2 separate regions of the Homo sapiens genome follow, and region 2 is linked to region 1. Evidence: chromatin contacts called from ENCODE Hi-C or POLR2A ChIA-PET data. All regions are on one chromosome and are shown on one strand. Each heading gives the region's core, a stretch centred on a gene start or an enhancer-like site at or near the end of the contact. The rest is flanking DNA. Distances are from core to core; before and after follow the strand shown. Region 1 holds the start of EPCART (ERG-positive prostate cancer associated androgen responsive transcript). Region 2 overlaps LINC01934 (long intergenic non-protein coding RNA 1934).

Region 1 (5,708 bases), core at 997-3,496:
GTCAATGAGTTTGGAAACCAAAAAATCAGTGTGACTTGCTTAGGAAAAGAATCACTTAGGAAAAAAATCACTTGAAAAAAGAGCATTGATCCTCTAAATGAACCAATTTCAAATTTCTATAGTTTTGGCCCTGACATATCCTTAAGTCAAAATGGAAAAGAAATCTGATTCCCTATTCTTTAATTCACTTTCCTTTTTTTCCAGCCTGTTCCACTTTTTCCTTGGGCTCCCTTTTCCCAAAGCTCCCAATTTTCTCACCTAGTCTTTATTCACAGACAATGACTTAATCAACTTTTGTGGGATTAAGGACCTAACAAATTATTTCTTTTAGTACCATTTACATTTCCTAAGTGGTACACCTAGAGAAGGATTAATAAGGTATCACCGAAAGCTTCTGGAGATGGTTTCTAGATGCCCCTTGGTGCAAAGAATTAAGCCTATACTTCTATACTAAGTTGAAGTATATTTCATACTTCACATGTCACAATTATATTTCCCTCCAGCTTTCATTCTACCTATTATTAAGAATTTTACATGGAAACATATAGGATTTTCCAGGATAAAGAAAATCTTTTACAAAGAGTTTCATGAAACTCACTTTGTTCCATACAAAAGGAGTTTTGGTTATAGACCAATATCCAACTCTAGTGAGTAGTTCTACAGTTTTTCAAGCAATTATGATAGAATGTTTTCATTCTCTCTAGTCAGTGTGAGCTCCTAAGATTAAATTCACAGCTTTTCATCAAGGCTGATGTAACTTTCTTACTATCATATCCTTTAAAATAAGGACTGTAGCCTGAGGGTACCTAAGAACATGTGGCAGAAGGCAAAAACAGAAGGTTTTTACAGTTTAGAATATTTTAAACTCAGAATATTGACTATATATTTTTGGTCAGAATTTTTCTTTTAAGTAGCAGTAATATGCCCATTTTGTAGCCACAGTTTTAAATTTTCAGTCTTCACCCCTCCAAAACAAAACAAAACACAAAACAGAACAACAAGTGAGAAGGAGGAGGGGGAAAGAGAGAAGGAGGTGGTGTGGGGTGGAGAGGAGATGATGCCCCCTTCTGTCATACAACAAAATCCATTTCGAATATCGAAACTTGCCAAGATCAAAACTGGCCAAAACAACAAACTCCACTGTTGAAATTGACAGTACGGTATAAGACAATAACCCAGGTTTCTCAATTGAAATAACTTTGCCACAAATTTCATCTCAACGTCTTTAATATCATGGTTCCCAGCCCTTCATGCTCATTAGTATCCCCTGGGAAGATTTAAAGCTGTACTGATGCCCTAAAACCATTCTCCTGATTCTGATGTGGTTGGTCTAGGGTGCAGCCTGGGCATCAGGAGATTTAAAAGCTCCCAGGGAATTGTATGTGCAGGTACTCAGTGTTTATCAAAAGACAGAAGACACAGCTATTCCAGACACCTGTTTGAACTGATTGATGGCAACCCAGCTTCATTAGATGTCTACCTAGTGTTGAATCTTTGTAGCATCCCCCACATTTGTTCCGTGAAACAGGGACAATAGGAGATCACAGTCTTACATAGCTCTCTGACCCATTAATCAACGGGTTGTTCCTCTCTGGTTCTCTCTGTGGGTTCTGACTCATGCTGCAGTAGAGAAAAAAGACAAACAGCCTAGCCAATAAACGACCGCTGCTACGCGATCTCCTTTGACTACAGTAAAGGGCCAGAAACTGCCTTTGGGAGTGCAGAGACAGTGTAGGAACGATGCTGCCATCTGGCTGCCTTCCTGGGCATCTCTTTAAAAAAAAAAAAAAAAAAAAAGTGAGTTACTAATCATACTCTCCTACATTTACACATTAGATACAGGCTTCACTATTCCTTTGCAGTGAGGACTCCTCAGTGACAGGCAGAACCCAAAGGGAGAGCAAAGCAGCCCAAGGGGAGCAGAGCAACCCAAAGGGAAAGCAGAGTAGGCCAAGTAGAACAAATGCTCGCCTTAAACTTTTTTTTCCTTTTTGAGACAGGGTCTCACTCTGTTGCCTAGGGTGGAATGCAGTGGCGCCATCTTGGCTCACTGCAGCCTCAACCTCCCGGGCCCAACGGATTCTCCTACCTCAGCCTTCTGAGTAGCTTGGGACAGCCGTGCACCACCACGCCCAGCTAATTTTTTGTTTGTTTGTTTTTGTACAGACAGGGTTTCAGCATGCTGCCCAGGCTGGTCTTGAACTCCTGGGCTCAAGTGATCCACCTGACTCAGCCTCCCAAAGTGCTGGGATTAAAGGGGTGAGCCACTGTACCTGGCAACACCTTTAAAAATTTCTTCACCCACCTATCCACCTTTAAAGTTGTTCTTTGAGGGCTTTCAGGAATGAGGTTAATCCAAATAGGATAAGGCAGTTTTGTTCCCAGGAAGTATTTAACACACTGGTTCTCAACTTTCCTACACATTAGAATCACCTCGGGGAGGTTTGTGAAAATGCAGATTGCTGGTCTCCACTCCCATCCAATTCAGTAGGTCCGAGCTGAAGTCTGAGAATTTGCAATTGTAACAACCTCCCAGATGACACTGCTGGTCTGGGAAATCACACTTTGAAAACCACTGAACAAATTGTCAAAAAATAATTGCTGACAGTCAGTAATGTAATAAATCCATTAGCCCCCTCCAGCCAAGGAGGGAAGACTGGGTAAAGAAGCCATAGACGGTGGCAGTGACCGGGGTCAAAAGATGTTGCCACTATGGGGTTGTTCCTAGGTATCTATGGAGTAGCATACCAAAAAGGCCAGGTAAGAAGAAGTGGTATGGATGAGGATTAGACGAAAAATGCCTCTTCATTGTTTTGCCTGGGCTCCTCAGAGACTTGTGGGAAATATTGCATCGTCTCTTAACTAAATATTAAATCATCCCTGTGCATCTAATTTAGTGGGGGGCAGACCTGTTTCACAAGCCAAAATAACAGGCTGCAATAACTGAGGATTTTATATATACCCTGACCAAAGAAGTTTGCATTCTCATAGCACCATCTAGTGGAAATTTGGGGATTTTTGTTTTACATCGAACAGCCTAAAATGGAGATAGTTTATGTTATTATGACAGGGAGAGAAGACTGCACGATTTGCTAATTGAGGTGCAATACAGACAAGTAAACAAAAACAGGAAAAATGTGGCTTATGTGAAAGACATTTTTTAACCATATACAACATGTTCTATAAAAACAGAGCAAAGCCGTTAGCTGAGGAACTTGTGTGCACAAAGAAATATGTACAAATAGCTTTTCCAGAACAGTCTAGTAAAAATATGTAGTAAAAGTGGGAAGATTATGTTATATAGAAATATATGTTTATGTGCTGTGTTTATATGCCACAGCCTCAAACCTTCTTATAACTTATTAACAATTATATGAAAATATAGGAACAAAGCTCATGTTCTGTATGAATACAACAGGATTCAAATAACCACATACATTACAAAGAGTTGAATAAATTGAATTCTCTATTTTCTACTGTATAGTCAAGGAAGAGACAGAGTAAGGAGGAAAACAGTTGTCAAATCTGCTGGTGGTTCTGAGAAGGGATCAGAGAGGTAAAAATGCAAGGTGTTAAAAATCTGTTTTACTGGCCCACAAAATGTTGTTTGCAAAACTCTGTTCTAGATGAGCTGATAGTTTAAGGGTAACTGTTTCACTAAATGGTTTGAACTCAATGGATATTAATCAGAAGCAATTTTCTTTTTCTAATCATATGATTGGTCAACTTCTGCTTTCTTGCCCCTGAATGATATCTCAGGCAGATTCCATTGATAATTGATCATTGTCATAGTTCATATAAATCATGTAATTTTACCTAGCTCAGCTTGTAAAACAGGCGCCCCAAAGGGGTCTGGCCTGCCCCTCCTCCCGACTCCAAAACCATGAAGCCAATCTGGTTGCACAAAACCTCTTCTTTCTCCACATCAAGATCTAGCTTCTTTAATGACTTGAGGTGGGATCAGAGGAGAAGAAACAAAATAGTCTCTTCACCCAATTCTTTTTGTTGCAGAATTTTCTGTTGGGTATTGCTGCTCATCTAGAAAACACCAGCTACCAATAGATGTCCTCTCTGTGCCGAAATACTGCTTACCTCAGGGGATATTGGGTAAGTTCAGAAGGCCCTGAAGAGTCTCCCTGACATGGTAAATCCAACTCTAGCCAGTCTTTCCTACCCCTTTACAGCTTCCCCCATTAACCTCTTCCCACTGGAGTATCTACAGCCTGTAAATAGGACTCAGGTGGAAGTACTGCTAAGATGACTCAGGTTCAGCTACTTTTCCCCATATCCACGCAGCCTTTGGGAGATTTGTACATTCTTGTCACTCCAAAGCCAGAATCTTCTCTGTTCCATGGCAACCACCTTCTTTGTTTCTCTCCACAGGCTGCTTCTCCCTGACTCAGCGTCTGATTAAGGAAATAGCCAGTTGGGAAATAAGATACTGATTCCCTTCTTTTAGTGCCACCCACAATCTCATAAGGGAGGAGTATGAGGCTTCTCACCCCATAAGCACTTCATGTGGAGGACTTTGGGCTCCTTTCTCCTCCCAATTGTCCCTCTATAGCTTCCCTTCTGCTAGCCCAAATCTGCCTAGTTGTATTAATCATGATCCAAGAGAGAAAAAAGAAACCTTGGATTGATGGCAGCAGAAAGCCACTGCCACCTTCACCTGGAGGGACCCACAGGTCCAGGGTCCAGGGCCCAGGGCTACTTGGTGGAAGCTAGGCCACAGGTAGGCCTGAGTGGTGGGGATGGGAACTGGGGCTGCAGAGAGGATGGAGTTACCATCATCTGAGGCATAGTGAGAGTGGTAGAAATACCCTTCCTTTTGTGTGCTCTGCTGTCCCAATAATGTCTCCACACTTGGCCCAGAGCAACAGGAAGCCAACTGACTTGGACAACCTGAAATACTAAAATATACCTAAAATACACCCTGCCACATATCACGTGGGGGGCGGGGCGGGGCAAACTCTTCAGGTGTATTTTAGGTTGTATTTAGGTGAAATAATTTAAGTTGTGTAATTTCACCCAAATACAACCTAAAATACACCTGAAGAGTTCAGCTCCCCTGTGATACATGGCAGGGCAGAAGTTTGAGGAAGGGATTGAGACTCAACAGGCCTAGTATGGCACTCCAGTCTTTGAGAGTGGAAAAACTGGATTGGCCAATTCATACTCAAAACTCTTCTCTCTTGTACCCAGATCACCAATTTCCTTGAATCTTTATCTAAGCTTTGGAGTGAAATGAAAGGTCCCTAAAATCACATAACACTTGTTTACTTTCATCTTTGTGTTCTTGTCACTATTTTCAGGTCAAGAGAAAAAGCTTCTCTCAAGATCTTATCATGTGAGGTTAAATGCAGGGTCTCCCAATGTGCTGTTCAATTGTGGTATAAAAATAACAAGCAATTGCCTTGATACTACACTGCTTGGTCCCAAACTGTATGTCAAATATTTTTATAAATATTATTAATTTTACCCAGTCCATTATTTCCTATGCCAAGTGAGATTTCAAGATATCCAGGAATTTAAATTTACATTTAAGAAAGTATATATAATGCTATGGAGAACCTCTGAATATATTATATTTCAGTACCTTCACAACTAAGATTTTATTAAATTGTGATTCTACTTATATCAAAAATCCCTGTACTAATAAATCTTCATTGAATTTTATATGTGCTCAGCACTATGCTTTGAGAGAGAGA
Region 2 (5,708 bases), core at 2,004-4,503, 1.2 Mb before region 1:
AAACATTCTGTGCTTGATGAAGGAAGCATACTGAACTGACTTTGAATGAAAGAAAATCATCAAATACTTTATTCTAGATTTTAAAAATGTAGATCTTGGAATTCTTAGAGAATTAAGCAAAAAATAGGAGAAAAATAAGAAAAAAGATCATCACTTAATTCGTCCAATATTTTTTCTATCTGAATGGAGAGTGCTAATATTTCAATGTCTCACAATAATTAGCAAGTTAATTTCACTAATTTACCACCTTACAAAGTTTAATTATTTCTATAGATCATTTTAGATCACTTTGCATCCACTTAGAAAATAAAAGTAGTGGACCTACGGTATTATAATTTAATTTATACCATATTATGGTTTTATAAATAGCTCATATTATTAAAAATAAGTTGTCTCAGAATTGGACTTATGATTACTGATCCATGGATTCCTACAGACTATGATTATAAAGGACTAATGATGAAGCCCCTGGGAGGCCCCTTTGTCTTTATTCTAGTTAGGCCCATTACCCCTGGGTCAGAGCTTGAGCTGTGCCATAGGAGTTTGCTGTCTAGGGCTTCCCTCTCATTAGCAAGAGTGAGAAAAAATAGGATGTCCCAGAAATTTTCTGGCAAGTCTGTAGGTAGTATGCACTCCCAATTAAGCAAATTGAATAAACCTACAGTATAATACTTAGGAAAGCATATTTTTAAAAAGATTATGCTCTAGATAGATTGGGGATGAAGTTTTTTTTTCTTTCTTTTTTTCCAGTTGTGGCCACTGAAGCTTTGAACACCTGCTTTCCCTTCTGGCTTTGTTACTCTCAATAAAGAAAGAGATTCCTGTTGAGAAGGAGGGAGAGGTTAAGTGTCCAGAAATACTGCTCTAAACCATGAAATTATAAAGGGAGAAAATCAACTAAAAAATAGCTTCACTTAAAGAGCTATTGTTAAGGGAAGGTTTCATTTTGGAATTTGTCCAAATAGTGTCTTAAAAGAAAAAACAGAGGCAAAAACTCAGCACTGTGAATGAATGTCTTCTCTGAGAATCTTCCTTTCTTTATGATTAATATTAATCTTATCATCATATAAGTTCTTTCTGAATACAATGAATGAATGAATAAATAAATAAAATATGGAACAGGTATGAGATGAGTGAGTGAGAAAGGGAGAGAGACCCTAAAAATAAAAAAGTAAGAGGAACACTGGGGAAATAATAGCTAAAGAAAAGGGTAGTGAGAGCAGATGACTCATTGAAAAAGAAAGCACATCATTAATAATATTTATAGGTCTACAGTCTCTAATAATGGATAATGATAAAACTACCCAGGTCATATGCCTTCTAGGAGTGTTCTGTGTGTTCGTCTCCAGAGTGACACAATGGGGTAATATCCCAAAATTTGGTAAAGTATCAGTTGTATATTATTTTCTTTGTCATGTCACACACATAATATTTAGGTTATATTACCTCATTTCAAAAATTATGGTTCTTTGTCTTTCTCTTATGTTCTATTATATCTGAATACCAGACCTAAAATGATTTCTCATTAGATAAAGTTGTAGCTGTGCTAAAAAGAAATTCTATATGAGAAAATTAACTTGACACGAGGAAAGGTTTGTAGATGTTTACCTATGTAAAATTAAGTACCCAAATCAGGAAACAGGAGAGAAAATAAAATGGATTTTATACTTGCTGTAAAGTAAATCAAAAGCATACTCAAATCTGAACGAATTTCCAAATTGTATGACTTTAGGGAATTTTCTTTTAAGCAAATATTTGATCTACACATTGATATTGCACTTCTGCACTGTACTATAAAATACAAAATTTCATAACTGACATAACTATTCTTTGTCTGTAATGTGTAATTTCACAAGTCCTTTGTCACAATCAGACATCTGTATGCTGTGTCTTATGATCAGGAAGAGAAAAGACAATGAAGCTAAAGAGGCCACCCAGAGTAAAAGAACGAAAGAGAGAGAGAGAAAGAGAAAGAAAGAAAGAAAGAAAGAAAGAAAGAAAGAAAGAAAGAAAGAAAGAAAGAGAGAGAGAGAGAGAGAGAGAGAGAAAGAAAGAAAGAAAGAAAGAAAGAAAGAAAGAAAGAAAGAAAGAAAGAAAGAAAGAAAGAAAACCCTGAAAGTTGTTTGTGTTCATTGAAATTTAAGATACGCCAAAGTGCCTCATTGAAAGAGAGAAAACTGTAGAAGACTGAGCAAAAAGCTGGTCTTCCTACTATATAATGTTGAGACTTTTTTTTTTTTTAATGTAAAGTGATTGTAATCACTTGCTCGAATAAAGAAATCTCATCACTCTGGCAACACACTTAACAAACTAAAGAAAAACAAATAATGGAAATCACAGCGTGAGAAAGCTGTACTTGAAATATGCACTTGAGTGTTAGCATCTCTGAACTTTCAGCAGAGTCCTGATTTCGAAGATGGTGACCCAGAGCATGGAGCAGGTGTGAGCCTGGTGACTTTTGCCATGTTCTTTTTTTAGAGTCTGCTGCTGGTATCACTTTTGTCTTTGCCTCTTTAGTCGATTTCCTCATTTGATTGGGTGATTTCTAGAACCTTCTCCAGCTCTCACATTGTTTAACCCTGTACGACAACCTCTTTGGGGTAGCTATAGTGTGACAGGAAACACTAGTAGAGGGGAATTCACCTCTGCTGACCATTGACCCACATTTCCATCCCCGCAAACCACACTTACCCAATACAATTCTCTTTTGCGGATAAACGAGCTAATGATCAGAGAAGTTGAGTAGCTTTCCTTACTCGGCTGAGGGACTGGGAAAGCTGAAAGTCCAGTCAGTCATTTATGGCCCCATAGAACATTTGCTCTCTCTATACCAGCATTAACATTTTATTTGACTTTGCCCAAAATTGTCTATGAAGATCTGATTTAAACAATCTTTAGATTACCAGAAATTCTTATAAAATTCTGATTTCCTCCTTTTGTTGCTGTTGAGCCCTCCATCTGATGTTCTGCTTTCCTGAGACGTGTTTACTTAAACCATTGAGAGTGTATGTTTCCTCAAAGACATATTTCTCCAGAGAAAGGCTGAAAATACTATTTTAAGAAAGCTATCATTTTCTTGAGGCAGGTGGATAAATATATTTATGTCTGCTTTTGTTTTTTACTCCCTATTATCTAAAAACAATACTCCGAGGTTTATGTAAATTAGAGTGAACTTTTGCAGAGGGAAAAGCCTTTGCAAGAAATACCGATTACAAGCTGCAGTTCTCCTCCCTGATCACGCCCCACCCTTAGCAGCTGCTTCTGCTTCTTCTAAGCATCTACATCCAGCACTGGGGCATTTAATCTTCTGGTTTGGAGCTGAACATCAGGGTGCAACCAGCCCTCCTACTATACATATGTAATAGAATTAATACGGATTGGAAATAAAAAGACTAGTCATCCCTCAGGCACTGTACTAGACATTGATGTGAACTAAACAGACTTGGACCTCTCCTGGAGGAGCTTAGAGTATAGGGCAGGATCATCCAGTAGCGTCCCCACACACCTTGTATGACTATTTAAACATAAATTAATTCAAATTAAATAGAATTTAAAACTAAGTTTCTCAGTCACACATTGGCCTAATTCAAAGGCTCAATAGTCACATATGGACAGTGGCTTCCCTAATGGACAGCCCGGATTTTAGAACATTTCCATCAATACAGAAAGTTGTAATGAACAATGCTGGTAAAATCTATCACTAGAAGCATGGAATAAAATCAAGGTTCACCTGCCAGGACAGTAACACCAAGTCAGTGCAGGAGAGAAATCCCCAAAAATGGGTTTTCAGGTTTGGCAGAGAACTTGGAAATAGATGTAAATGTACAGATATGCACATACATACCCAAGTTCAATATGTACCTGGATCTATTTCTAGAATTTCCATTCAGTTCCACTCATCAGTCTTTTTATCATGAGCTGGTGACACACTGTTTAAAAGATTTATAGTATAAAAAGATTTAAGTATAAAAGATTTATACTAGGTTTTAACATTTGTTATAACTAGTTCCCACTTACAGCTTTTCTTTTTAGTGTTTTTTTTTTTTTTTTTTTTTTTTTGAAACAGGGCCTCACTCTGTCACCCAGCCTGCTGGAGTGCTCACTGCCTGGCTCACTGCAACCTTGACCTCCCAGGCTCAAGTGATTCTCCTGCCTCAGCCTCCTGAGTAACTGGGACCACACTTGGTTATTATTATTTTTTTTAATGTTTTGTAGAGACAGGGCCTCACTAATGTTGCCTAGGCTGGTCATAAACTCCTGGGCTCAAGCAGTCCTCTCACCAAGGCCTCGCAAAGTGCTGGGATTATAGGCATAAGCCACCATGCCAGGCCCTATTCTTGTGTATGTATTTTTCTGCATAAACTTTAAAATAAACTTGTCTAGCTTCATAAAAACGCATGTTGATATTTTTATTGTACTTTTCATTTTTTCACATATTTTTGTTTGAAATATTTTTCCATATTTTAACCTGATTTTTTTTTCAGAGTATCTTTGGTTATAACATAGATTGCTATTTTTCTTTATAAAATGCAATTTTGGTAATAAATAATAAATTAATACATCCATGTTATGAATTAGTTTTCTTTTTTCATTTTATAAAATTTTAATTGAACTAAAACAAATATAACATTTTATACCTTTTTAAGTGTACAGTTTAGTAGTACACTATACTAAATCTATAGCAGAATTATGAGAGTTTTATATACCATCATTATGATAACAGTCTTATACTTGTATATATATTTACCTTTTATAGAGAGCTTTATATTTTCCTATGGTTTCATATGAAATCATATTATTTCATTGTTTCATTTTTCAATGTGAAGAATTCACTTTAGCATTTTTTTCTTTTATCATTACTTATTTATCTATTTTTAGTTCTGGGATATATGTGCAGGAGTGCAGGTTTGTTACATAGGTAAATGTGTGCCATAGGAAATAGTTATTTTCAACATCAAAATTATGTAAATAATATTTATTGAGCCTATTTTATATTAAGAACATTATATGTATTCTTAAATCCTCACAAATATAAAATATAAATTATTATCTATTTTATAGACAAGAAATCTGAAGCATGTAGAGATTAAGCCACTTGTCTAGAATATTTAAGCTGGGTCTATCTAAAATTAGAGCTCTGCACATATTGAAAACGTGAACTACTGCTTATTTTATAAAGTAACATTTATCAGAGTCCAAGTCATACAAAATTCCATAAAGAGAATGCATTTGGTTTCACTTGTGTTATAACAATCAGAAGAAAGATAGAATAATTATTTTTACTGAATTTGATTTTAAATGGTTGGTGACCACTAAAATGCATACGATAGTCTACAATGAAATAATATCAGACTCAAGAAAGTTGTGTTCCAGCCCCGTCATTATTACTGCTTAGCCAGGCATGTTTTGAGGGGATAGTTAATCCCTCTCTGTAGCTTGTCTTCTCTACTTTGAAATGGCATTGCATGTCTGTTTATCAAAGTTCTGTGGCAATAAAGTGAGTGACAGTACATAACAATGCATGGAGATAACAGAAATATAGTCGGGCAATGATACCTAGAGACCATTTCAAAAGTTGGCCTGGTAAATTAATGAGCTTCAGATTTTTAAAAACCCCAATTTAATTATAGATCAACACTTCTTCCTAGATCATTCTGCTTCACTTATTACTTTTCGTTTTATTTGTATTAAGTCAAAAAGGGTGCCTA

What was found. Hi-C counts contacts between places; a loop is a spot of excess contacts on that map. ChIA-PET counts read pairs that join two places held with the same protein, here RNA polymerase II (POLR2A). Pooled maps may share reads with other maps.
Region 2: a map with no recorded cell type shows a loop between it and region 1 (4-fold over the local background). The contact joins the enhancer-like site here to the promoter of EPCART in region 1. A Hi-C loop is called at or near these places in 1 of 37 single-sample maps with no recorded cell type and 3 of 50 pooled maps. POLR2A ChIA-PET finds 5 or more read pairs at or near these places in 2 of 52 experiments (PC-9 and activated B cell).

Annotation. Positions count from the first base shown.
Region 1 is chr2:180,121,732-180,127,439 of GRCh38, reverse strand. It overlaps EPCART (ERG-positive prostate cancer associated androgen responsive transcript), which reads left to right and starts at 2,246. Exons shown (of 4, transcript XR_923634.3): 1 at 2,246-2,760; 2 at 4,012-4,107.
Region 2 is chr2:181,309,581-181,315,288 of GRCh38, reverse strand. All of the region lies in intron 3 of LINC01934 (long intergenic non-protein coding RNA 1934), which reads right to left. Among named protein-coding and RNA genes, the nearest start is that of MIR4437, 6.8 kb to the right of the region's middle. RefSeq lists an enhancer at 2,372-2,421 and a silencer at 5,341-5,541. Within about 2 kb of position 3,253, at least 7 of the 41 ENCODE cell types and tissues checked have a DNase peak (open chromatin) inside an H3K27ac peak, as active enhancers do.